Regions from separate parts of the Homo sapiens genome. Here region 2 is linked to region 1. Evidence: chromatin loops called from intact Hi-C (ENCODE). Cell type or tissue: prostate gland. All regions are shown on one strand. Each heading gives the region's core, and the rest is flanking DNA. Links, peaks and the distances in the headings are about the cores only.

The links. Peaks named below come from ENCODE experiments on the same cell type or tissue, not always from the same donor. Only the 100,000 strongest peaks of a DNase experiment are listed, where the experiment ranks them.
Region 2: it touches region 1 in a loop (3-fold over the local background); 2 of 110 quality-filtered maps call a loop at or near these places.

What each region holds. Positions count from the first base shown.
Region 1 is chr20:19,705,015-19,717,678 of GRCh38, reverse strand. It overlaps SLC24A3 (solute carrier family 24 member 3), which reads right to left. Exons shown (of 17, transcript NM_020689.4): 16 at 86-151. Among named protein-coding and RNA genes, the nearest start is that of RIN2, 47 kb to the left of the region's middle. RefSeq lists an enhancer at 5,876-6,376. In prostate gland, for the core only: no CTCF peak of the experiment used is centred there; a DNase peak (open chromatin) is centred at 4,818.
Region 2 is chr20:19,996,028-20,008,691 of GRCh38, reverse strand. RIN2 (Ras and Rab interactor 2) reads right to left here. Exons shown (of 13, transcript NM_018993.4): 12 at 11,850-12,013; 13 at 6,236-8,079. The coding sequence ends at 7,756. Among named protein-coding and RNA genes, the nearest start is that of NAA20, 15 kb to the left of the region's middle. In prostate gland, for the core only: no CTCF peak of the experiment used is centred there; a DNase peak (open chromatin) is centred at 4,841; H3K27ac peaks cover 991 bases.

The DNA of each region.
Region 1 (12,664 bases), core at 2,791-7,790:
AGACCAAGCTCATCTGGTCTCCAAAGAAACCAAGGGGAGGAAAGAACAGGCAAACACAAGTACGAGGAGAGAGCTGCCAACCTACCGTGACAAAAACAGAGGCCAGGAGCAAGCCTACGGAGTAGATCAGCCCCCTGCTATTCAGCCGGATCTGTAAGAGAGGGTTAGAGTTAGGCTTCTGACAAGCTAGGCTTCCAAAGCAGAGTTAGGCTTTGGAAAAGGCATCTGCCTACGCAACTCTGAGTAGCAGTGATTCCACATCTCCCCTCTAGAATGAAAAAGCAACAGCTTCAGCAGCCAGCTCCACAGCTTATACTTGAGACGTGTGCTGTTCTGGAAACCCAAGGCTTGTCTTTGTCTTGTCCACTCTCAGTCCCATCCTGGCCTTACCCTCAATAGCAGGCCCCTGGCTGGAGTGCCCCACGGCCACCTGAACCCTCTATCTGGGACTGTGAGATTCTTGTGGCCCACAACACATCCCTGTCCACGTGTTCCTTTACCTCTGGGGAACTTTTACTTTCTCAAACCCGTACTGCTTTTAGGATGAATTTCATGACATGGGCAATGGAAAAATATGAATAAACTTTTCATCTCTTTTGCACCAAAATGTCTCTGTCCTTCCCCTAACTTGATGGGAAGAAGTGGAGGAGGGTTGCTGTTGTGAGCAAACAAAACAGAAGAAAAAGTTAAAATTCCATTTCTGATGTTAGTAAAGGGATTTTTGGAGGTTTGTTTTTTGCAGAATGGGGATAACAGCCAATGAAGAGAAAAAGAGAAGCATATTTGGAGTTCCTTCTTTTTTTTTGAGACAGGGTTTCACTCTGTTACCCAGGCTGGGGTGCAGTGGTGTGATCTTGGCTCACTATAGCCTCAACCTCCCAGCCACAAGTGATCCTCCCACCTCAGCCTCCTGAGGACTACAGGCACACACCATCACACCTGGCTGATTTTTGATTTTTTGTAGAGACTAGGTCTCACTACGTTGCCCGGGCTGGTCTTGAACTCCTGGAAGCAAGTGATCCTCCCAGCTCGGCCACCCAAAGTGCTCATTACAAGCAGCCCAACATGCTCTCAAAGTGGCTCATTACAAGCATGAGACACTGCACCCAGCCTTGGAGTTTCTATAGAATAGCACTGATGAGCAGAACTTTCTGTGGTGATGGAAAAGTTCTATATCTGTGCTCTCCAACATGGTAGCCATTAGGTACAGGTGGCTGTTGGGCATTTGAAATGTGTCTCATGCAACTGAAAAAAAAAGAAACAGTTTTAATCTCATCTTTAACCAAATTTACATTTAAAGAGCCACATGTGGTTGTGGCTATAATATCAAGCAGAGCAGGTAGAGAGTACTGGGGTGCTGACTTGGCTGACAAAGGCCAAATAGTTTCTTTCATGATGTAGAGAAGACACTGCTTCTGCCTTTGACCAAAGTCATGAGGCCGGCTGCCCCAAAATAGAAGAGATTCCTTAGAGCAGTGGTTCTCAGAGGGTGGTTTTGGGGCCAGCAGCGGCAGCAGCTCTCGGGAACTTGTTAGAAATGCAGGATCTCAGGCCCCACCCAGAACTCCTGAATCAGAAACCCTGGGGCAGGGCCCAAGAATCTGTGCTTTAACTCCAGGTGATTCTGATGCACAGGAAAGTTTAAGAACCACTGATTTAGAGAAAGCATAAAGCTCAGATCCACTTCTGTTCTCCAAGGGTTCTGTGGAAGGGATCTTGACATTCATTTTTCACATGTTTTCTTGGAAATGCTTGTGTGCATTCAGGTTTGAGGACTACAGACCCCAACCAATGTACACTCTCCTGCAGGGAGTGAAAAGCTTCTCTACGTTCTTGGGAAGGGAAAGTGAGGCTGGTTGATTTGTGCATTGTTTCTGTTAGACAACTAAGTGGTAATTATCGAGTAGGAGTGGTTCTGGGCCCTTCTGACAGGGTTTAAGGTACCTCTTGGCATGACTGCACCAGTTCACTACTGGAGTGTGCATATGGGAAGGAGTCTCCATAGGTGGGTGTGTCAGGTTTATTTTCTGACAGGACAGAAAATAGGGACACCATACGCCCTAAACAGCCAACCCTTTCTGTGAAGATGTGACTTAATGATGTCCTGTCACAGAGGGATTGAGCTGGACTCTTTCTCTCGTGACTTGCAATCCCTGTGAGTCAACCATTTGCTGGCCCCCAGCTGGAACATGCTTCCCTGCCACCAAATGCCTTCCCGAGAATAAAGGAAGACTCAAGTCATATCTCTGTGACACTAGAGCAATGGCTTAACCTGGTTAATTCAGTGTGGAAAAATGGCAGATCGGCCCCGTCGCAGTCCAGCTGGTGGCTTAACTTCATGCACACACTCAACCTGACTGCGGATAGACTTTCCTACTTTCATCAGCTGGGTTGGTATAAAGAGGCCAGCATACAAGACTGCATCGCAAATGGGTTGTACTGAAGATTTTCTTCCTCCAAATATTCTGTCCACACTGACTATGATAATCCCCTGTGTTCTGGTCAATGTTGAATGGGAGAGATGGGCTCCTCAGAGCAAGATGGCAACCCCTAGGAGAGAGGAAGAGGCTCTTGGAGCTATCCTCAGTCACCCTTGGGTAGATGTGAAACTGTAGATAAACACTCAGGAATCCTTTTGAGCTCTTAACTTTCAGCACTGCGCATACAGATATCTTCTAAGAGGGGCAATGCATTTCCAGCACAGCTTGCCCTCTGAGCTCCAGGGTCAAACCCTTGTCAGCAACAAGAACTTAGTAAAGTGATTTCATGCCCTTAAGAAACCAAGAGCCAGTGACAGCAAAGCTCCTAGCAGGAAAATTCCCTTTGGCCAAACATTTTCAAAAGGAATCCTGTTAAACCAAAGCTTTTGAACTTTACTCTTCCTATGTTCACATGAAATCTCGAAGAACAGTGTGGCTGAAATTCTAAATCTGGTTCCAGAGGCCAAAGGCAACTCACTCTTTTGTGGAGTTGCTGTGTTTTTAACTTCTCACCTTTTTCTCTATGGCCTTCCTTTGGTCATGAACTACTACACACACCCAGGGGTGTATTTTTGTGTTTTCATTGTTAGAGACCTGGGCTCTCAAAGCCTGTATTTACTCCTTGCTGTCTGACCCTTGTACTTCCACCAGGATGTGACAGGCAGGAATGAGGGCTCCTTCAGCTGCCTTCTGGCCCAGCTCAAACATCTCCCAGCTGCTGCAGCTATGGATGGTTTGGGGCAGGAGTCATTGCCATTGCCTCTTTTTGTTGTTTTTTTTTTTTTTTTTTTTTAGAGACTGGGTCTCATTGTGTTGTCCAGGCTGGAGTGCAGAGGTGAAATCATAGCTCACTGTAGCTTTGAACTCCTGTGCCCAAGTGATCCTCCTGCCTTAGCCTCCCAAGTAGCTGGGACTATAGGCACACACCACTATGCCTAGCTAATTTGTTGTTGTTGTTTGTAAAGATAGGATCTTGCTATGTTGCTCAGGCTGGTCTCAAACTCCTGGCCTCAAGCAATCCTCCAGCATTGGCCTCCCAAAGTGCTGGAATTACAAGCATGAGCCACGGCATCTGGCTCCAGCCTGTCTTTGTAAATAAAATTTTATTGGAACTCAGTTCATTCATTTATGTATCATCAATGGCTATTTTCACACGACAGCAGCTGAGCTGAGTGGTTTTGATGGAGACAGCATGATCCACAGGGCTTAAAATATTTCCTCTCTGGCCCCTTGTAGAAAATGTTTGCAACCCTCTGGTTTAAGGCATGGACTCCAGAGCTAACTTCCTGGGTTTTGAATCTCTTCTTGGTCATTCACTTGCTGTATCATCATGGATGGGTAACTGAACTTCTCTAAGCCTCAGTTTTTCAAAGTGTAAAATGGGGATAATACAGTTCCTGCTTTGTTGGTGCTTATGAGGTTGAACTGAATTAATCCACGTTAAAACTGTTGAACAGGGCCTGGTGTGTAATACCTTCTGAATAATTGGGGGCTGGGTCCACTTCCTTGCACCCGAGGCTGCTTCTTTTCTAAACCTATCACTGAACAATAGCTTACTAGATTACAGACACCGCAAGGGTAGGAACCACGTCTGACTTTACCCTCCACCTGGCAGAGGGCTGGGCACAGACCACGTGCTTAAAACGTAACTGATGAATGAATAAGGCATGTCCATGAAGTCTCATTTGGAATATGCATTATAAGGAGGCCAGTGTTCTGTGGGGCAGCAGGGACTGGTCAGAGTGAGGTTGGAAGCAGAGAGACCCCGGATGCCACTCCCTGGATAATGTTCCAGAAGCAATGTGGTCTCTGCCCAATGTACTCTCTCTCCCTTCCCCACTTTACTTAAATTATTTTGAGTCTATGTAGTGTTTTTAAACCCAGCATGCTGCTATGGAAGTTTTCAAGCATTCAGGAAAGTTGGAAGAATTATACCATCTTATTTTTTTAAGAGCAGGGCATGTCCACGTGTGCTTGTGGGAACTTCAAAGTAAACTGCAGAGACCAGGCCATTTCACCCCTCAGCACTCCTGCCTGCATCTCATTAAGTAGAGTTCATTCACAATTCATGGGTCTTTTATTCTTAGATGCCATTTTACATGGTAAAATTCCCACCACAAAATTGTACCATTCAACAGGTTCTGAGAAATGCATACACCCATGTAACTCAAACTCTACCATGGCTCAGAACACTTCTGTCATTCCAGAAAGTTCTCAGGTGCCCTTCTGTAAGCCTTGCCTGAGGCAGGCACTGCCCTGTTTCTCTACCACAAGGCAGTTCAGCCTGTCCTAGAGCTTCATAGCAATGGAATCCTGCAGCGTGTACTCTTTTATATCCGCATCATTTTTAAAGACTCCTTCAATGTTTTCATTGCATCAACAGCTCATTTATTTTTACAGCAGTGTAAATATGCCACGGTGTGTTTAATTATGCTCCTGTTGATGGACATCTGGGCCACTTCCAGTTTTGGGCTATTAATGTGTATTACTTTTATAATTCAAAAGCAAAATGAAAAGAGGCCTGTAGGGCTCCTCCTTCCTGACAGGCTAGCCATTAATGAAGATCGAGGAGGGCCAGGAGCTCTGCTAAGGACCTCATGTCACTGTCTCATATCCTAGCACCCCTTCTCTGTAGTCAGCACCTTAAGCACACTCCTGTGCCCTCTTTGAGACTTTCGGTCTAGCTAGGTGGGGGTCTCACCTCCTTCCCACCTCTACTCTGCCCATCCTGCCATAAGTCCTTTTGCCTCTTCCAAGTTCACTATTGTCCCTATGGTGCTGATGTCGTCCTGCTTGTGCTTGGGTTGGGGCATGTTCTTACCAGAACAGCAGGTCCAAATGCTCAGAGGGCAGATGCCTGGCTCGTGAGTTTTTCCTCACTCTAGCACCTAATTCCCTCACCCCTCCAGTCCCTGGCTCCACATACTGTATGTTTAAATGAGCATCTGGGCCAGGCGTGGTGACTTATGCCTGCAATTCTAGCACTTTGGGAAGGTGATGTAGGTGGGTTGCCTGAATCTAGGAGTTAAAGACCAGCCTGGGCAACATAGTGAGACCTCAACTCTACAAAAAATAAAAATAAAAATTAGCCAGTTCTGTTGGAGTGTCTCTATAGTCCCAGCTACTTGAAAGGGTGAGGTGGGAGGATCACTTGAGCTGGGAAGGTCGAGGCTACAGTGAGCTGTGATCCCACCACTGCACTCCAGCCTGGGTGGCAGAGCAAAACCCTACCCCAAACAAACAAACAAAATGAGCATCTGCGGCCAGGCGCGGTAGCTCACACCTGTAACCCTAGCACTTTGGGAGGCCAAAGCGGGCAGATCACGAGGTCAAGAGATCAAGACCATCCTGGCCAACATGGTGAAAACCTGTCTCTACTCAAAACACAAAAATTAGCTGGGCATGGCGATGCGTACCTGTAGTTCCAGCTACTTGGGAGGCTGAAGCAGGAGAATTGCTTGAACCTTGGAAGCGGAGGTTGCAGTGAGCTGAGATCAAGCCACTGCACTCCAGCCTGGCGACAGAGTGAAACTCTTGTCGAAAAAAAAAAAAGAAAAAAGCATCTGCTGGTGATTCTGAGCATGGGTGTGTGTGTTTGTGTGCATGTGTTTGCATGTGAGCATGCACGTGTGTGCGTTTGCCTGCATGTTTGCATGTTTGCATGCATGTGTGTGTTTGCCTGCATGTTTGCATGCACGTGTGTGCATTTGCCTGCATGTGTTTGCATTTGTGCATGTGTGTGTGTGCACGCGTTTGCCTGCATGTGTTTGCATGTGTGTGTGCATTTGCCTGTGTGTTTGCATGTGTGGATATGTGTGCGTTTGCTTGCATGTGTGCATGCATGTGTGTGGTATGTTTGCACGTGTGCATGCATGTGTGTGCGTTTGTATGTGTGCATGTGTGTGCGTGTTTGCATGCATATGTTTGCATGTGTGCATGTGTGTGTGCACATTTGCCTGCGTGTGTCTGCATGTGTGTGTGCGTTTGCCTGCATGTTTGCATGTGTGGATGCGTGTGTGTGTACGTTTGCCTGCATGTTTGCATGTGTGGATGTGTGTGTGTGTGTTTGCCTGCATGTGTCTGCCTGTGTGCATGTGTTTATGTGCCTTTGTCTGTGTGTGTCTGCATGTGTGCATGCATGTGCATACTGGGAGGCAGTGAGACTGCATGTGCATACTGGGAGGCAGTGAGACTGCATAGCAAAGGGCAAGAGTGGAGAGTTGATTGGGAGACAGGCCATGGTGAGGGTTGGCTTTAAGCCGATCTCCGCAAGTAACAAAGCAAGAGGGAACCAAATTGCTTTTTAATTGAGGCATAATTTGCATAGAGTAAAATGCACAGATCTTAAGTGTTCTTACTACTGGATGAGTTTTGACAAATACCTATACTCATGTAATCCACACTTCAACAAAAATAAAAAACATTTTCATCATCCCAGTAACTTTCCCTGAAGGCAGTAAAACACTTTCTTGAGGCATGCTAAGCCAAATGATATCACCAAACCCTTCTCATCCGTGAATGACCTTTGGACAGGCCTGCACAGTGTTGAACTAGATCATCTCCCTCCTCCCTGCCTCAAAGACGCAAGGAACATTAAGTGCCAATGCAGAAAATCTTCAAGGCAATGCTGATCTGAGAGCATGTGAGGCACATCTCAGATTGTTCAGTCCTGACATTTAATGCTGTTTTCATTTCTTGCCTTAAGAAGCATGCATTTTCATTCTCTAATTCCCTCTTGGCAGTTGTTGTGGAGGAAACAGGAGGGTGGCTAGTTCCAAAGTCAACAGGGATTTAGCCCACAGTGCATGTATATTTTTTAGTACGGATGCAGACACAGATACTCATTCATACCAAGTTTCATGCATACTTGCTGCTCATAAAACAGTTCTTTGAACCCTATTACCTTTGGAGAGCCAACACCCCCACCCTAAAAGATTCTGATTTCCCTAATACTACAGTTTAAAATCTCTCTCTAGTTTGTGGTCAGCTTGACCCAACCAACAAATTCCTTTAGGAAAAATAAGAAGCCCCTGGATTTTTGCTAATTTATTTCTAACTTGGAACATATGTGGCATGTCATTTCACATTTTCTTATTTGGGTAGTTTTACACTTGTTTGGGTGTAGTTTCCAAATGGATGTTCCCAGCTGTGGCTTTACATTGTAAAATATCACTGGGTGGCAATCTCTTTGTTTGAACAATTAAATGAGGTAAGACAGTGACCCAGCCCACAGAAAAGAAGCAATTTAATGACAGTTGCATCCCTAAGTCCTTTAGTCATTTAGTACAATAGTGCATTTAGTTCTGGTGGCCACTCATGAAATATGCAAAGTGGGTTTTGTTCTCCCCATTTGAAAGATGAGACAACTGAGGCTCAGAGAGGTTAAACCACTTAGTCAAGTTTACGAAGCTGGTGAGGGGTCAGGTCTGCATTTAGAGTTGGACTTTGGACCCTAAATTCTCACTTTTTGTTGTACTCTGCCAGGCACAGCAGAAAGCCAGGGTAAAGCCTCCCTTTACCCTCTAAGAACCCTCAGAAGTGCATCTGGACCTTTCCTGCCTAGCACTTTTTTTTTCTGAGATGGAGTCTTGCTGTGTCACCCAGGCTGGAGTGCAGTGGCATGATCTCAGTTCACTGCGACTTCCACCTCCTGGGTTCAAGTGATTCTCCTGCCTCAGCCTCCCGAGTAGCTGGGACTATAGGTGTGTGCCACCACGCTCGGCTAATTTTTGTGTTTTTAGTAGGGACAGGGTTTCACCATGTCTGCCTACCATGTTTGTAAGAGTCCTGAATGAACTTTAAGAATCACAGATGCCCCTGCAGCAGCTGCCAGCAGTACTCACCCACATCCCCCCATCTCCCTGAGGTGCTATTTTGGTGGGTGCCAGCTGCCTCCCAACAGCCATTCCTGCCTCGTTGCCTTAGGACTTTCTCCTAAACCAAAGAAGTGCCAAGAAATGAACAATTCTAGAAGCTGTTCTCCACCAGTGACTCTGAGGAGTGGGTGAATAAACCCCCCAGCTCCCTTGCCCCTCGGATGGAGTCATTCTGAGACAGAGGCTGTCCTCTGTTTCCCAGAGCTCCCACTATGGGAGTCAGCCCTGATTGCCCACTGTGGTAATAGTCTTGCTAGCACAGCCGCTGTGGGCTGCCTTCCCTCCTTCTTCCTCTCCACTCTCATACTGCTCCCCCTCAATAAACTCTTCACCCTGGATCCTCCTCTTAGAAATGAATAGTTTCTGAGGGACCTAAACTGTGATGAACAGAGAGACTGATTCAGCTTTCCAGGTAAGCCCTTCCACAGTAGGATCTGGAAGAACCCTTCCTTCCCTCAGGCATCACCTAATTTTCCTAACATAGAGCCTGAAACACAATGGTCAAGATCAAGGGGATTGGGTGGTGATACTTTTGCTCCCAGGAGCTCTGTTTGAATAACCTTGAGAAGCCTCGTTCATTAAGACATCACCACATTATCCCCAAGTTACCTATCTAGGTCCTGTGGGGATAGTTTGTAGGAGACCCTAGCAGTGGTCTTCTGACACGGTCCTGTTTCCGTGGTGTAAATACTGCCATCATGGCTGATTTCAAGCTACCAACGTGGCATCGCCAGAGGAAGCTATGAAGAGCTGCACATGATAGCTTCTCTGGAGGCTATATGAGTTGGCTCCAGCACCCTACTGTCCCTGGGGGCGTGGGAAGGAATTTGCAGAAAAGGGAAGACTGGTTCTAGCAGAGGGAGCAGTGTCCTGGTGCTGGGAGCCTGAATTCGGAATGGTTGCCATACAAGGTGAGAATGAAAGACGTGGGAGACATCAAGAACTGATGGGTTCATTGATTCATTCCACAGAAAGCCCTCTGCTAGGTGTTAAGGAGCACAAGTTGAGTAAGATACAGTTTCTGCCCTCAGGGAGTTAAGGGGGAGGCATACACATCATAGAATATACCCCCATGCTGTCATACAGGTACTAAATTTGGCTGAGGGTAGGCTTCTTGGAGGAGGTGATGGTTGGTTGAAAGCGCTGGCCTTAGAAGAAGGACCTTGGACAAGGTCTGATATACTTGGCTGCTCCAACATCCTTGTAACTTTCTTCTGGCTGTGTGGCCCCCTTTCTTCTGATTCTCCCTGTCCCTGGCTGGCCCTTCCTCAGTCTCCTTCAGTGAATGTTTGTTTCTTCCCCCATCCAACATCACGACATGTTCTAGGCCCTCTCCTCTATCTACACTTACCTTCTTACGTTGTTACTTGCAGTTAATGCTCTTGACTCCCGAATTCATATCTGCAACCAAGACCTTGCCTCTGAACTTCAGACCTATCATTTCCACTACCTACTTAATATCTCCATTCAGGTGACCCGCAAACATATCAAACTTTATTTGTCCTAAATGGAACATTTGGTATGTCATCTTAAATGTGTTCCTCATCTCCCAGCTTGTCTCCCCATCTCCATGAATGGCATCACAATACACTTAGTTGCCCAAGCAAAGAATCACATGTTACTTATGATTATTCTCCTTCTCATTCTCTCCATACAACTGTCAGAAAATCTTATTAATTCTTCCTTAAAAAGAATCTCTTTTTGTCATCAGCTCCTTGACCTGTCTCCCCTCATCCACTCTTGCCTCCTATGCATTTAGAAAGAGCATCCAGTGTAATCTTAAAATGTAAAGTGAATCATGCCATTGCCTTGCTAAAATCCTCAATCGTAGTTATAATAACACCTGAAAAGTTTGCAATAGCTTACAAAATCCTTGCCTTTCCCGACTTACTTCCGCATGAACAGCTGTTTAGGGGCTAAAGTTAAACTAATTGCCAGGTCCTGTTATTTTTTTCTGTAGTCTCTTGCTTAGCTTTCCACTGATCTCCAGTTTTACCGCTACTGTGGAGGCAGAGTGAACTGCTGGTCTCACCTCCTCTCCCTGTAATAGGTTTTATGTCCACACACTTTCCATAGCCTCATGGTGGGTGGATGCATTTTTCTGCTTCCTGATTTGGGGCTTGGCTGTGTGATACTCTTTGGCCAATGGTGTTAGCTGACCTGATATGAGCCTGAATCCATAATGTGTTTCCGAAGCTGGGTGCGTCTTCTTGTGCTCTTGCTTTGAGAAGAGCAAAACATGATGTGTCTTCTTTGAGACACATCATGAGAAGACTGTGTCTTGAGAAGCCAGTGGTCCAAAGAGAATGAGAGGCACATGGAGCAGACTCATATGAAGCCTGCAGCCAAGCCCAGAGCAGCCACACACTTGTCAGCCACAAAGGTATGACTGAGATATATACGCTAATGGATGCATGCCTTTTGTTACTTAGCATTAGGGTAACCATAGCTAACAGATACAACCATCCTAATCCAATCACCCTATTCTCTCTCTCCTGCAAATGCCCCGTAGCTGAACTTGTTGCCATCAGTCTTGTCAGGCTCCAGTGCTTTCTCTACGGAATTGTCAGAACGTCCTTTCTAAAAGGCACACATGACCGTACCTCTCCTTCTCATGTACCCTTTATTCTTTCCATTACCATGGCCTTTACCATGCAGCTTCTCTGTCTCTAGTTTCATTTCTGCCACTTTGTTTCAGTTCCCCAACTCCTCACCCCTCCCATACTCCCCCCAGCCACAGAAGCAGCCCTTGGGTGCTTCAGTGCAACAAGTTTTCCCATATCTTGGTATTCTACAAGCTCTTATTTCTGTTTGGAAATAAATTTTCTCACCTCTCTCCACCTGCTTGTCCTGATAATCTTGGATTCTCAGAATAACTGTCATTTCCTCCCCAGCATTCCAGATCCCCCAATCACTGCCACACACTACCTAAACTTCTGTATAGGCAGCCCTTAGGAGAGCAGGCATCACGTCTTGTTTTGGAATTGCTTGTGCAAATCTCTCCTTCCATAGCTGTAGGTCCAGGAGCATAGGCCTCTGACTGTCTTGCTTACTGCACCATCTCCAGTGGTTACCAGCATAGCACATAGTAGGCACTCAATTAACACTTTGTCAAAGAAAGAATAAACCAGGCAGACAGTGTGGGGTGAGAATATTTCTGGACAGCTCTTCTTTTTGTCTCTGTTGTTTCTGGACTCTGGTGGTCTCTTGCTTGGAGAGAGAGAGACAGACACCCTCCCTCCATTGCATCTCAGATTTATTTTACATTTCTAAGCCCTAGCTAGAAATATGAGTTTTGCCCTGGCTTCCTGGAGCCTGCATGGTGACTTTCTCAGCTCTCTTAAAGCTTGTGGAACAGACGTTCATCACCATAATGGAACAAGAAGTGCTCATTTTCCAAACTTTGACTTTTAGAAAGATTTCTTATTTTGGGCACTTAGGTAACTAGCTGCCTTCTGAGCAAGCCACAGAGTATTAAGAAATGTCAAAATCTGTAAAACTGCATTCATCCTTCCCTGCCAAATGCTTAAACCTAATGCCATGCACAAAACAGCCATCCGGATGGTAATTATCAGATAATTATGACTTGGAAATCCCATCTAGATGAGATGAAAAAATTGCTCAAAATTGTTGGCAGGTCCCTTGTGAGGTTAGGAGGGCCATTAAACCCACAGTAGCTGCTCGGTTCTGATGTCAGAGATGCAGAAAGATGTCATGCGGTCACTACCATGCTACATGAAAGAGGCTTTTGAGTGTCGTTTTGGAAATAAAGCCTCTCATAGGAAAAGCTTGTGGTGGAGAAGAGGGCAGATCAAAATGCTCTCAAGCAAATAAGCCCTAGATTTGCTTTTTCATGAACCTGGGATTATTTTTCCAAATAACGTCTGCATTTCGGCATGAGCTCCATGGTGATGTCCCCCACCCTGCCCAGTGTGGCTGAGCATGAGGAATCGACCACTTGAAGACACCCAAAGAGAGCCAGGGAGGGACCAGGGACTGAACAAAGGATCCAGAGAGGTTCCTCCAACCATCAGACAGAAAATCCCTGTAGAAATATCAGTTACCATGGCCCAGGACAGCAAGGAGTGCAGCCCCCATTATGCCTGTTGGTACTTTTAGGATAGAAAACTGGGGATCAGAATTTCCTCCCCTTCTAGCTCTTCACTTCTTTATATAAAGTTGAAGAAGCCACCTAAGCATTAATAAGCAGACCCTGCCCTGTCTTTTAGCAAAGATTCAAACTCAGGGATGGATCTGGTCTGAAATTTCTCCTCTGAGCCCAGAGTTATGCATGGGTGACTGCTGTGG
Region 2 (12,664 bases), core at 2,751-7,750, 290 kb before region 1:
AGTAGCTGGGATTACAGGCGTGCGCCACCACACCTGGCTAATTTTGTATTTCTAGTAGAGATGGGGTTTCTCCATGTTGGTCAGGCTGGTCTCAAACTCCCGACCTCAGGTGATCTGCCCACCTCGGCCTCCCAAAGTGCTGGGATTACAGGCGTGAGCCACTGTGGCCGGACCAGCTGTTCTTTAAGAAAATAAAAAAGCTTATAAACTTCCCATGTCACATGCAGACAATGTGACTAATTGTGCAGACTACATGACGACATCCGTGCGTGCACACACATGCATGTGCAAGCAGCTGGCCCGGACAGAGAGATCCCCCTCCGCTGCTCCTGTTTGCCCTCATACAGATGTTGGAGGTGAGAGAAGCCACTCTCCAGCAAACTCAGCAAAATCATTAAGTTTGACTTCAGCAATCCCACCTAATTTTCAGAATCTTTTCCCCACGCCCTTCAAGCCCCTTTTCCCTGTCAAAGCAAGAAGAACATAATTGAATATATATAATGAGGTAAAAACTTGGTTCCTGACATTTGTTTGTTAAGCCTTTTGTCCATAATGTAGGTGATTTTAAATGAAGTTATGCCTTACTCTTAGCAAAACAATTATGAGCTATTTTCTTCTCCTTTCCTGCAGGGTTCTAAGAGCAGCACACCTCCTACATTTGTGTATTTGTATCAGCTGCACAAATGCCAAGGCCCCAAATATACCTTGAACTAATGCTTCTCAAGCCAACTCTAATGTGCTCGTGAATCTTGTTAAAATGCAGATTCTGATCCAGCAGGTCTGCCAGGGGTCTGAGATTCTCACAAACTCCCAAAAGATGTGATGCTTGATCCGTGGACTATGGTTTTCAAGGCAAAACCCTAAACTATCTGTTCAATGAGAGTTTGCAATTTGTCAGGTCTCATATTTTCATGTGCTAGCGAAAAATAGAAGCTTTGTGATGTCGTAGCTGCTTCACTTACGTATTTTTTTCTGATTGGTTAAAGAGTCTCTAGCATTTTATTGTTTTCTGTAGTTTTTCTTTCAGTAGATAATAGATGCATAAGTCTTTTCTGCATATGATCGTACATCAATAGGCTGCAGAGAAAAATGGGAGTGAGAAAGATAAAATGGACGGAAACTGCAATCTGGTAAATAAATGCATTCTCTCATAATTTGTAGAAGTGGTGAGAAATCGGAAGCACGCACATCAGAAATAAAAAGAATTAATCACGTCAACCTCTGTATTCTTCTTGGTAAAGCACCAAGTTTTAAACAATAGTCCTGTTAAATGATATAAATGGACATATAAATTCGTGAATATAATAAAGTAAAAGGGGAAAAAGGTGGAGGAAAGTGGTTAAAATAATCACTGACTATAATTATGCTTTTACTTAAATAATAATTCCTTTTTGGGAAATACTATTTTAGACTCTTGTGCAGGCAGAGATGGTTCCTCTTAGGATTTCGATCTGCCCGTGACTGGGAAGCTAGCAAGACGTCTTTGCAACCTCCCTTGCTCCCTTCTCCCTTCTTGGCGAAAGTCACCCCTGGCTATGGGCCCTGATGATGCTCTTGACCAGCATTGAATACTGGGGAAAATGAGCTACTCCCAACTCACACGCACACACCACCATCACCGCCATCACCACCGTCAGCAGTAACAACAATAAAGTTAGGCCAGGTGCGGTGGCTCACGCCTGTAATCCCAGCACTTTGGGAGGCCAAGGCGGGTGGATCACGAGGTCAGGAGATCGAGACCATCCTGGCTAACACGGTGAAACACCATCTCTACTAAAAATATAAAAAATTAGCCGGGCATGGTGGCGGGCACCTGCAGTCCCAGCTACTCAGGAGGCTGAGGCAGGAGAATGGCATGAACCTGGGAGGCGGAGCTTGCAGTGAGCCGAGATCGTGCCACTGCACTCCAGCCTGGGCGACAGAGTGAGACTCCGTCTCAAAAATAAATAAATAAATAAAATAAAATTAATGACTAGTATTCACTTTATGTTTGATCTTCCTACATTGAGCAACCCGCCCCAGTACATTTTTCTTAAACCTTTGATACCCATTACTGCCTTTCTTCTGTTTCACAAGAAACTTGCCAGCAGATAATAGCATGAATGGGTAAGCAGAAATAAGCAGTAGGGGTGAAATGCCAAAGCAGTCGATTATCTAATAATCATAATAAGTAACATTTAACAGTGCTTGTGGTGTGGTGCCTGGATGTTCTAAGCACTTTGCATGGATCAATTTATGTTTGCCTTACAGCAGTGCCTGAAGAGGCAAGATGCTATTTTCATCCTTGGCTAGTAATAGGTACATACGTTTGACAGGATGCATGTGTCTGTTCCTTTGTAGATGTAACCTGTGAATGTGTTTTATTTTATATACACATACCGTTTTTTTTTTTTTAACTTTTAAGATCATCCCTAGTTGATATGCTAGAACTGCACTCTCCAATATGGTAGCCACCAGCCACATGTGGCTATTGGTTATTTAAGACATGGCCAGTGTGAAATGAGATGTGCTGTAGGTGCAAAATGCACACAAGACTTTGAAGACAATATAAAAAATAAAAAAATGTAAAATGCCTCTTTAATATTTTTAATTGATTGGTTGTTGAAATATATTTGAGATATCATGAGCTAAATAAAATTACTAAAATTGATTCTACATATTTCTTCTTGATTTTTAAAAATGTGGCCACTAGTAAATGTAAAATTACCTATTATGTGGCTTGCTTCGTATTTCTACGGGATAGCACCAGGCTAGAAGTACATGTTCCATGGTCCTCTGCCAGCCAAATCAGGTTGAGAATGCATGCTTGGTTAGGTGTCAGTGGTCTTGGTTAGGCAAAGGTGTTACTTCTCGCAGGTGTGTTTTTATATTAAAATCCAGATTTTGATCTAAACTAGTAGTTTTCACAGCAGAAGCACCTTGGAAGTTTAAAATAAATATGGCTGGCTGGGTCGCCTCTGCAGAGATTCTGATGGTCTGGGCAGCTGGGGCATTGGGAGTTTTAAAAGGCTCCGGGTGACTTCAAGCTGACAGCCAAAGCTGAGAGCCACCTATTCAAATGGAACAACGGACACTGGGTCTTGGTGACAGATAGTGTGGGCGGGTAATGTTTGCAGTGGGGCCGGGTTCACACTTTTTGAGTCTCTGGTTGGAACTGAAGAAACAAACTGTGAAAAGGATCAGAGCCTGCTTTTTGGCAAGGAGGCTTGGAATAGAGTTAAGAGCACCCTCAAACCTACTACGTGAGGGAAAACCCAGCCCACAGAATCATGGTGGGGAAATGGGAAGAAAGGGAAGCAATGGAGCTAATTATGTGTAGTGATATTTCCCCCAGGAAACCGAAGGCTGGTTACAGAGGTGAAGGCCGTCTAGGAGCTCCTCCCTGGCCACCCGTGGTCCTCAGGTTCTGAGCCCCTCTCCACAGGTGGCAGGATCTGACCACCCCCGTTCCCCAGCAGTGAGAAATGAGGGCTGGCTGTAGTAGTTCTAATGTGTGCACTCAAAGGAAATACTCAGATTCATTAATGTAATGATAGTCTAAGTGTCTTACATGCAGCCTCAGAGTTCAGGCAAATTTTACTTTTAAATGGGAGAATTTATAGCAGACTCGAGATAAGAAACTCTGCCCCCATCTCCACCCCCAACCACCTCACTCCAACTGAAGCTTCTCCAGGGAGACTTCTGAGGGGAGGCCTTGGTTACACTTTCTCAGAAATTTGGGAAGCTGAGGGGGGTAGATCCCTTGAGTTCAGGAGTTTGAGACTAGCCTGGGCAACATAGTGAGACCTCACCTCTACAAAAAATAAACACAAATTAGCTGGGCATGGTGGTGCACACCTGTAGTCCTAGCTAGTCAGGAGGCCGAGGTAGGAGGATTGTGCTTGAGCCCAGGAGGTTGAGGCTGCAGTGAGCCGAGATAGCACCACTGCATTTCATTTCAGCCTGAGTGACAGTCACACCTTGTCTCAAAAAAAAAAAAAAAAAAAAAAAGGTTACATGCCCAGACCTTTCAGAATAATTATATATATTTTTAACTTCCCATACCTACATTTCTTCCAAAGCTAGTATTCATGGGGGAAAGGTTTGTGCCAACTGCCACCATTTTTGATGTTGGAGTAAAATCGATCTTTTTCTAATCAGAACCTGTTTCTTGAGACAAATGCCAGATGTTTTCCTCCTCCCTCCCTCTCTGCCTTCTTTTTTTTTCTTTTTTTTCTTTTTGAGACTGAGTCTTGCTCTATTGCCCAGGCTAGAGTGCAGTGTCCTCATCTCAGCTCTCTGCAACCTCCGCCTCCTGGCTTCAAGGGATTCTCCTGCCTCAGCTTCCCGAGTAGCTGGGATTACAGGTGCCTGCCACCATGCCCGGCTAATTTTTGTATTTTTAGTAGAGATGGGGTTTCACATGTTGGCCAGGCTAGTCTTGAACTCCTGACCTCAAGTGATTCACCCACCTTGGCCTCCCAAAGTACTGGGATTACAGGCATGAGCCACCGCGCCTGGCCCCTCTCTGCCTTCTTTCCTTCCTTTCCTTATCACGTATTTAGGATTTTGCAATGTTAGGCGATTTCTTTCCCATATTTCCAACTGAATTAGAGTTAACCAAATGACAAAAAGTACTTTTGGTCTCAAATTCACCATCATGAAAATGGGCCGAAAAAATGAGGACACTTAGAATTTTACTATCAGATACTGCCAGATGATTAAAATGCCTGTGTTCCACACACACTGTGCCCTTCGGAGTCCTTCTTGTGCTGTTTCTGTTTCTCTGAGACTGCTGGTAGGAGACCAGGAGTGACTAGGTGTGACCAGGCATGACGGCATGAGCAGGCGTTAAAGATTGGAGCGCTGCCTCATTTCAAGTCTCTTAAAGAAGATGAAGGTAACAGCTGCCCAATGAGGACGGAACCGCATTTGTGAATGGAAGCATTCATAGCTGGGTTTCCTGTCCTTTGTATTTTCTTATAGATCTGAAGTTGTAACCTCCACATAATATGAACTACTTCAACAGTTTCTATTTCTATTCTGTGTCCCGGGGGTGTGGGGGTGGTACTAGAGTGAAAGTATTTGGCAGCGCATGCAACATAAAAAAAAAAAAAAATCCCTTCCTTTGGCCGGCGTTCAACTTTTATAACATGTTTTTATTTTTACTTTTTTGTAGGGGGAAGACAGGGTTGCTCTGTCGTCCAGGCTGCAACGCAGTGGCGGGATCATAGCTCCCCGCACCCTCAAACTCCTGGGATCAAGCGATCCTCCCACCTCAGCTATAATGTATTTTTAAATTTGGAAATGCGTTCTCCTCTTCCTCCACCCAGCATGTATATTTTTACTCTCCTCTTATTCCCTCCAACCTTCACCCAAGTCTGTTTCCTGGCAATTTGAGAAGTGAGAAATGCCTGCGTGGGGGAAAAAGTGGAGGCACATGTTGTGTTGTAATTTTAACGGGGAAACATTGCCCAATGACAAAACCAGGGACCGTCTTGTGATGTTGCTTTCTGCCCACGCTACCTTTTCCTCTTCTGAGCCCGCTCTCGTCCCACCGAAGGCTGCAAGGCTGCCTCGCATCCAGAGGCTGTGACCTGCTTTAAATCAACAAAGCATGATGATCTTAGTTTGAAGAGTTGGGAGGACAACCATATGGATTGAGCTGTCATCTTTTGGTCCGTTGTAAATATCAAAAGCAGGCAGCCCATTCAATTCTCATTCTGATCTTTACGGATCTCTCCCACTGATGAGTTAGAAACCCTTCTAAACTCATGTTTTCCTTCCTTCAGCCAGCAAGGATTTATTGAGCACTTACTATTAATATATGCCAGGCACCCTTCCAAGCATGGGGAGTATGGCAGCGAGGAGTCCAAGCCTCTGCGCTATCAATTTTGCAACAGCACTGAACTGTCACCCAGGGCATTGCAGAGGTTACGTGAGGACAGGGTGGGGCTGTCTGCAGGACCCCAGCTAACTCCGGGTTCAAATTACCTGTGATTTGCTCTAAGTCCCACTGAGCCAAGTACAGCACTAGATAACAATGAAAACACTTTCAGGTGGGAGGATGATCTTTTCCTTCTGCTCCTTAACTTTTGCCCCATATCAGGAGGAGCTTCTGAGAAATGTGAGCTTTTCTGCTCACCCCCACGATACATTGTCTAACCACAAACCCTGGTTCGGATTTCATCTGTCCATGACACTGCGTGGTGCATGAATATATTCTTACTCTAAAGAAAAAAAAAAACAGCCAAAGGATATTTCAAAAATTATTTTCACACATGATTATCATACAGTATTACAATGTATTATGTGCAAAATTCCATTTAAAAAATCATTTACAAAAGTACAACACAGTATGTGCTGAGGGTTCTAGTTCAACAAAAGCCAAGGCTAAAAAAGGTACAAGGTACAAAGCCAACCAAATGAGATGACTATGCATCTTTACACAGTACAATAACATGTTTTTGTAACTACCTGTGTTACGTGGATACAAGACCCTCATAGTTTGTGCACCTGCAAACTGGTTTTATTTAACATAAGTTTAATTTCACTGCAGGTTCTGATAATGTAGATTGATTTTTTTGTGCATTTTCAAATTCTTCTCCATTATATAGCATCTTATTTAACTCAACAAAAGCCACATTATACATTACTTGGTTTCTGGTCCCAATAATTTGATGCTGTTAAGTTTTAATTTGTATGGAAAAGGGAGAAAAGTGTTCTTCTTGATTTTTATTTTCCTCAAGGGGCTTTCAAAATTGTTTCTACAAGCAAATCACACATGGAATAGATTTTGCCAAACCTCACTGCATATTTACAGTATTTTAAGCATAGGTGGTTCCTTCTATCTCTTTTTCTACATCTTTTGAAGAGCCTGAACCAGCAGACTGCACTCCTCAGTCCTTTGTTAGAGTTCATATTTCTCTCTCTACCTCTCTCTACATTCATTTCTCTCCTTATTCTCAGCATCATTTGTTTAAAAAACAAAACAGCAAAACACCACTAAACGTGAACAAGAGAACAGTACATCCGATTTCCAAAGGCATTCTGTGGCCAGTGTCAGGAATACGTTGCTTTAAGAAATCCAGCAGTCTCTCCCCACAAAGTTGCCAAAACATCCAGTTACAGAAGAGAGACTTTAAAAATGCAATACTCTCAAATCCAGCAAGAGATTTATTTTTGAATATTAAATGTTAAAATCACATGCATAATTATAGAATATTTTAAAGTTACAAAAATATTTTAAAACCAATCCTGACAGTTTACCTGCAACTGCTATAAAAATTTCTATGAAATATATAAAAACATGAAGGCTCTTTGTAAAAAAAAAAAAAAAAAAAAAAAAAAGGAAAAAGAAAGGAAGGAAGGCAGGGATGAAGCCATCCACAGGAGTGAGAATCACCTGACGCACTGCATCGCAAGCATCTGCTGTTGAATTCAAAAGAACTTGTATCTTAAGTGTTTCTTCTGCACATATACATACCTGTAAGCCAACCTAGAACCTGACTGGGGGTAGGTAGCAAACAATCTCAGGACACTTGAACCATCAGATGCAATTCTCCATTGCCAAAAGAGAATCCTACTGTTTCACAAACCTCAGCTACCTTGCGTGGCTAAAGTTGCCCTTGGCCGAGTTGGCCTGTGGATGGCTTAGTCACTACACTGAGGGGTCCCCGAGGAGGTGACTGCTTTTCAAGCTCAAGCATGTAGAAGCGGGAAGGCAAGGCTTCCAGCTCCCCTTTGGATGCACCACTGGGAAGTCCCGCCTGTCTTCTAGGAGGTGGTGAGGTCTTCTTCCCCGTTCTGGAAAATGATGCCATAAGGATCGTTCTTGATGCGTTTGTAGACAAAGTGGAAGATGTGGGGCTGTGGTCGGCTGTGCAGCTCCGCCTTGATTTTTTGAGGGTAAGTGTCCTCTGCCAGCTGCTGCCATGTCTCGTCAACGAAGAGAAAGAGGCTGTACTCCTCAGGGTCCCCCACCTTGAACTTCTCAGCGCAGATCTGACACACATCCTCAGTGGTGATGTAAGGTCTCACAAGGAGGGTCTTTCCTGTGCAACCACTGTTGACCTCCTGAAATGCAACTCGGAGGTAATTCTGCAGGTGGAAGAGGAATGTTGAGACAGTCAGAAGAGAAAACTAGATAGTGAGCATGATGGGGGACCAGGGGAGGGGGTAACTGTAAGCCATTTCCAGGCCCTTTCCTGTCATAATGTCCGATGTCAGGCCACGAGGCTTCGAATGGCAAGGAAAGAGGCTGATCTGACTTTGGACAGTGGCGAAGATGACTACATGATTCATTGCAACTGTAAGAAGCAGGAAGTCCATGCAGCCCTGGTTCTGATCTTTCCATTTCCCTCATAAGGTCTGGTTAAGAAACCCCTGCTTAAGAGTGTGAACCACATCCAATGCTGGGTTTATTCCCAGCTTGAAAACTAAACCAAATAGCACAAGAGTATGAAGGAAGTCAGCAGAAAGAGATTTAAAATATCTAGACACAAAAGCACGTACTGTGCTCACTTTTTGTTTTCTTCTTTTCATTTTAAGAGATGAGATCTCACTATATTCTCCAGGCTGGACTCATACCGCTGGGCTCAAGTGATCCTTCTGCCTCAGCCTCCTGAGTAGCTAGGTGTACAGGTGCATGCCACTGTACCTGGCTTGTGTTCACTTTTGACAAACTTTTTAAATAAATCCTAAGCAAGGGCAATCATTTAGGTTGAATCACACACACACAAAATGCGCTGACTTTTGACTATTTTTTATCTCCCCCAAATGGTGATTTCATGTAGTTCAATCTAATACAAGGCTCCTAGTGGCTCTGGGCACAATGTGGAAAAAGTCAGAAGGAGAAGAATGTTGATTTTGCCAAATACTTTGCAGATGGAGCTGATTACATGCAAGGTGGTGCTGCAGGGAATTAAACAAAGACGTTTGCAGGCTCAGGTGCTGCAATCATGCCAGGTACATGCTATCATGAAACATGTAAACCTGTGGCCTTACAAGATACAAAGCCCAGACCAGGCATAAAGAATCTTAAACTCACATCAGGCTCTCCTAGATTTTGTGACCCCAGATAACTTTGCTTCTGTTTCCTTAACAGTGGAGTTATCAGATGAAATCTAGAACAGCCAGTTAAATTTGAGTTTCAGCTAGAAAACAAATAGATTTTTTTCTGCTAAATCTGGCAACCCTGCTCAGCAGTGAAGGGAAGGAGGGCTCTCTGCCCAGGTGCCTGCAAGGTCACCACGAGGGTTTCCTGGGATAACAGAAGGGAAAGCTCTTGGGAAGGACAGTGAGCTCTGCACATGTAAGATATGTTTCATATCTGCTTCCAGTGGGGACTTTTGCTAGCCCAGTGACTTTGCAGGAGAGGTGAGCTAGTGGGAGGTGCCCAGATTGACAGTGACACTCTTTGAACCTTTTTTTTTAAGAGACAGGGTCTACATAATCCCTGTTTGACTAGTGCAGAAACTGAGGCACAGAGAGGCTACGTAACTTGCCCAAAGCCACACAGCTAGGACGTGGCAGATGCAGCCCCACCGCCTTTACCACCAAGACGTACTACCTCTTCCCATGTGAGAAGACCTCTGTGTCTGTGGCCTCTGATTTAGGGGTTCCAGATGGAGCTTTGGGTCTGAGGTTTTGCTTTGACCCCTGAGCCGAGTGCTGAACATTTCCTTCTTCGGTTACACTCTGAGAAGGCATGCACCTCCAAGGTGAGCAGGGTCAATGAGGGCAGGAGGGGACGGCTGCAGAAGAAGGCAGCTCTATGGTGTCTGAGGGTCTCCAGGTGAAGAGGTGGAGGAGGGTGTGTTGGCAGGTGGGGAAAGGAACAATGAACTTTTTTCACTTCCTCTGTTCTGCCCTAGGCAGCCCCTCCCTGGATGGCTATATGATGGCACCCCAGGGGTCTGCAGGCACTGAGTGGCACAGGGACCTTCTTAGTGCAACAGGGTGGGGAGAGTGCAGTGCGTGTATTCTCACTCTTTAGGTTTATGCGCTCCAGAAGGAATTTCTGAGCATACTGCAATCATGGAGAAGAATGAGCTGATCTTGGCTTTCAAAGATGGGCTTGCCTTTTTGTTTGTTTGTTTTTGATACAGGGTCTCATTCTGCTGCCCAGGCTGGAGTGCAGTGGTGTGATCATGGCTCACTGTAGCCTCAAACTCCTGGGCTCAACGGATCCTCCCACTTTAGCCTCCTGAGTAGCTGGGACTACAGGTGTGCACCACTACGCCTACCTAACTTGAAAATTTTTTGTTGTGGTTGTTTTGTCGAGATGGAGTCTCACTTTGTTGCCAAGGCTGGTCTCCAACTCCTGGCCTCAAGCGATCTTCCTGCCTTAGCCTCTAAGGTGCTGGGATTACAGGCATGAGCCACCTCATCTGACCCTCTATTTTCAGAGCTCTTATAAAAAAAAAAAATGGCCAGGCGCAGTGGCTCACGCCTGTAATCCCAGCACTTTGGGAAGCTGAGGCGGGTGGATCAGTTGAGGCCAGGAGTTTGAGTCCAGCCTGGCCACCACGGTGAAATCCCATCTCTACTAAAAATACAAAATAAATTAGCCAGGTGTGGTGGTGAGCACCTGTAGTCCCAGCTACTCCGGAGGCTGAGGCAGGAGAATCGTTTGAACCTGGGAGGTGGAGGTTGCAGTGAGCAGAGATCGTGCCACCACTGCACTCCAGCCTGGGTGACAGAGCGAGACTCTGTCTTAAGAAAAAAAAAAAAGCAGGTGAATCTGGATGTGTAGACAAATCTGTCTTGCTTTCCACATCCCTGCTTGGAAACTCATCATGGGGAACATAGAAACAAACCACAGGAAGGTTTTATCATTTAATTTAAAACCTTCAAAATATTATTTGCAGACATTTGCCAACTCACTCATTATTTCATAGACAATGAGCAAATCAGGAATTGTGTTGGGTAAGGATTTCTTTGTTTCTTTTTTGAGACTAAGTCTCACTCTGTTGTCCAGGCTGGAGTGCAGTGGCGTGATCTCGGCTCACTGCAACCTCCATCTCCTGGGTTCAAGCGATTCTCCTGCCTCAGCCTCCCAAGTAGCTGGGATTACAGGTGCCTGCCACTACACCCAGCTAATTTTTGTATTTTTAGTAGAGACAGGGTTTCACCGTGTTGGCCAGGCTGGTCTCGAATTCCTGACCTCAGGTGATCTGCCCACCTTGGCCTCCCAAAGTGCTGGGATTACAGGCGTGAGCCCTGATGCCTGGCCTTGGGTAAAGATTTCTATAGCCCTAACCCACCTGTCCATTCTAAGAAACAAGCTCACTGGGAGTCCCACATTCCCAAGCAGCAGCTCACGGTCAGGAAAAGCCCTGGCCAGGGAACCTGAGCAGGACTCGCTCAGATGCTCGCCTGGTCACTCTGCGCCGTGGACGGCTGCCATAGCTGTTGCTGCTGCTGCTGAGATTCTGGGGTCTTCTGTTTTGGAGAGTGGGCGAGAGAAAAGGGAAGGAGACATCGCTGTTCCTCTCCCTCTTCCCAAAGAGAAACTAGGCCAATTGCATCGCGTAACACAGCGGCTGTTTCCTGATGAAACAAAATCTCCAACGTCTGTGCCAAGTGCTTCCTCCTCCTTTTTGACTTATCGTCTGCTTGATTGGGCAGAGATTCTGCCTTAATTCAACTTGGTTTTCTTAAAGACAGCAAAACTTGGGCCAAGTATCCCATGCGTATATAAATGTAAAGAAAACAGATCAGTGTAACAAGGCCAGAGGGTGGTTTGAGATATCCCTTTCCTGCCAAATAATTCAACACAGTGGGGACCTCTGAGCTGGGATGTGCTGGGTGAGCCAGCTCCGCATTCCTGGAGGACGAAGGAAGCAAAGGGGTGGCCAGCTGCACACCTGGAAGTCGTCCACAGAGGGGATGGTCCGGTTGGTGGTTCTCCGTTTGTGCCACTGCCTCAGGGTGTCTCTGGTTTCTGAGCTGAGCAGTCGCGCTGCTTGTTCTTCTTGGAAATTCTTTATCAGAGAAAGTGCTCCATATGCGCTTGTCAAGTAATAGCCTCCTGAAAAGAGCAGAAAGAGTGGGTCCTCCCAGTGCCAACCTCCGCTCACGGGTGATAACAGGGGATGCCAGCGTTAGAAGGCATGTTTTGTATTTTTAGTATTTCTTCAACATGCATTTCCTTGTGGGATCACAGAAGCACACACCCAAGAGCATGGCACTCACTCCTCCATCCATCCCTTCACACAGCCATCCCACAGAGATTTCTGGAGCGACCCAGGCCTGGGAGGGGCCAAGGGGGCACAGACAAGCCAGGCTGACAAGGTTCCTGTTTTTCAATGATGGGATTTCCATTCTAGTGCGTGAGACTGACCAAGCCACTAAAGTGTTTTTTTTGTTTGTTTGTTTTTTTGTTTGTTTGTTTTTGAGACGGCGTCTTGCTTTGTCACCCAGGCTGGAGTGCAGTGGCACAATCTCAGCTCACTGCAACCTCCGCCTCCCAGGTTCAAGCGACGCTCCCACCTCAGCCTCCCGAGTGGCTCGGATTAAAGGCATGCACCACCACGCCTGGCTAATTTTTGTATTTTTAGTAGAGATGGGGTTTCACCATATTGGCCAGGCTGGTCTTGAACCTTGGCCTCAACTGATCCACCTGTCTCGGCCTCTCAAAGTGCTGGGATTACAGGCATGACCACCATGCCCAGCCGAAATT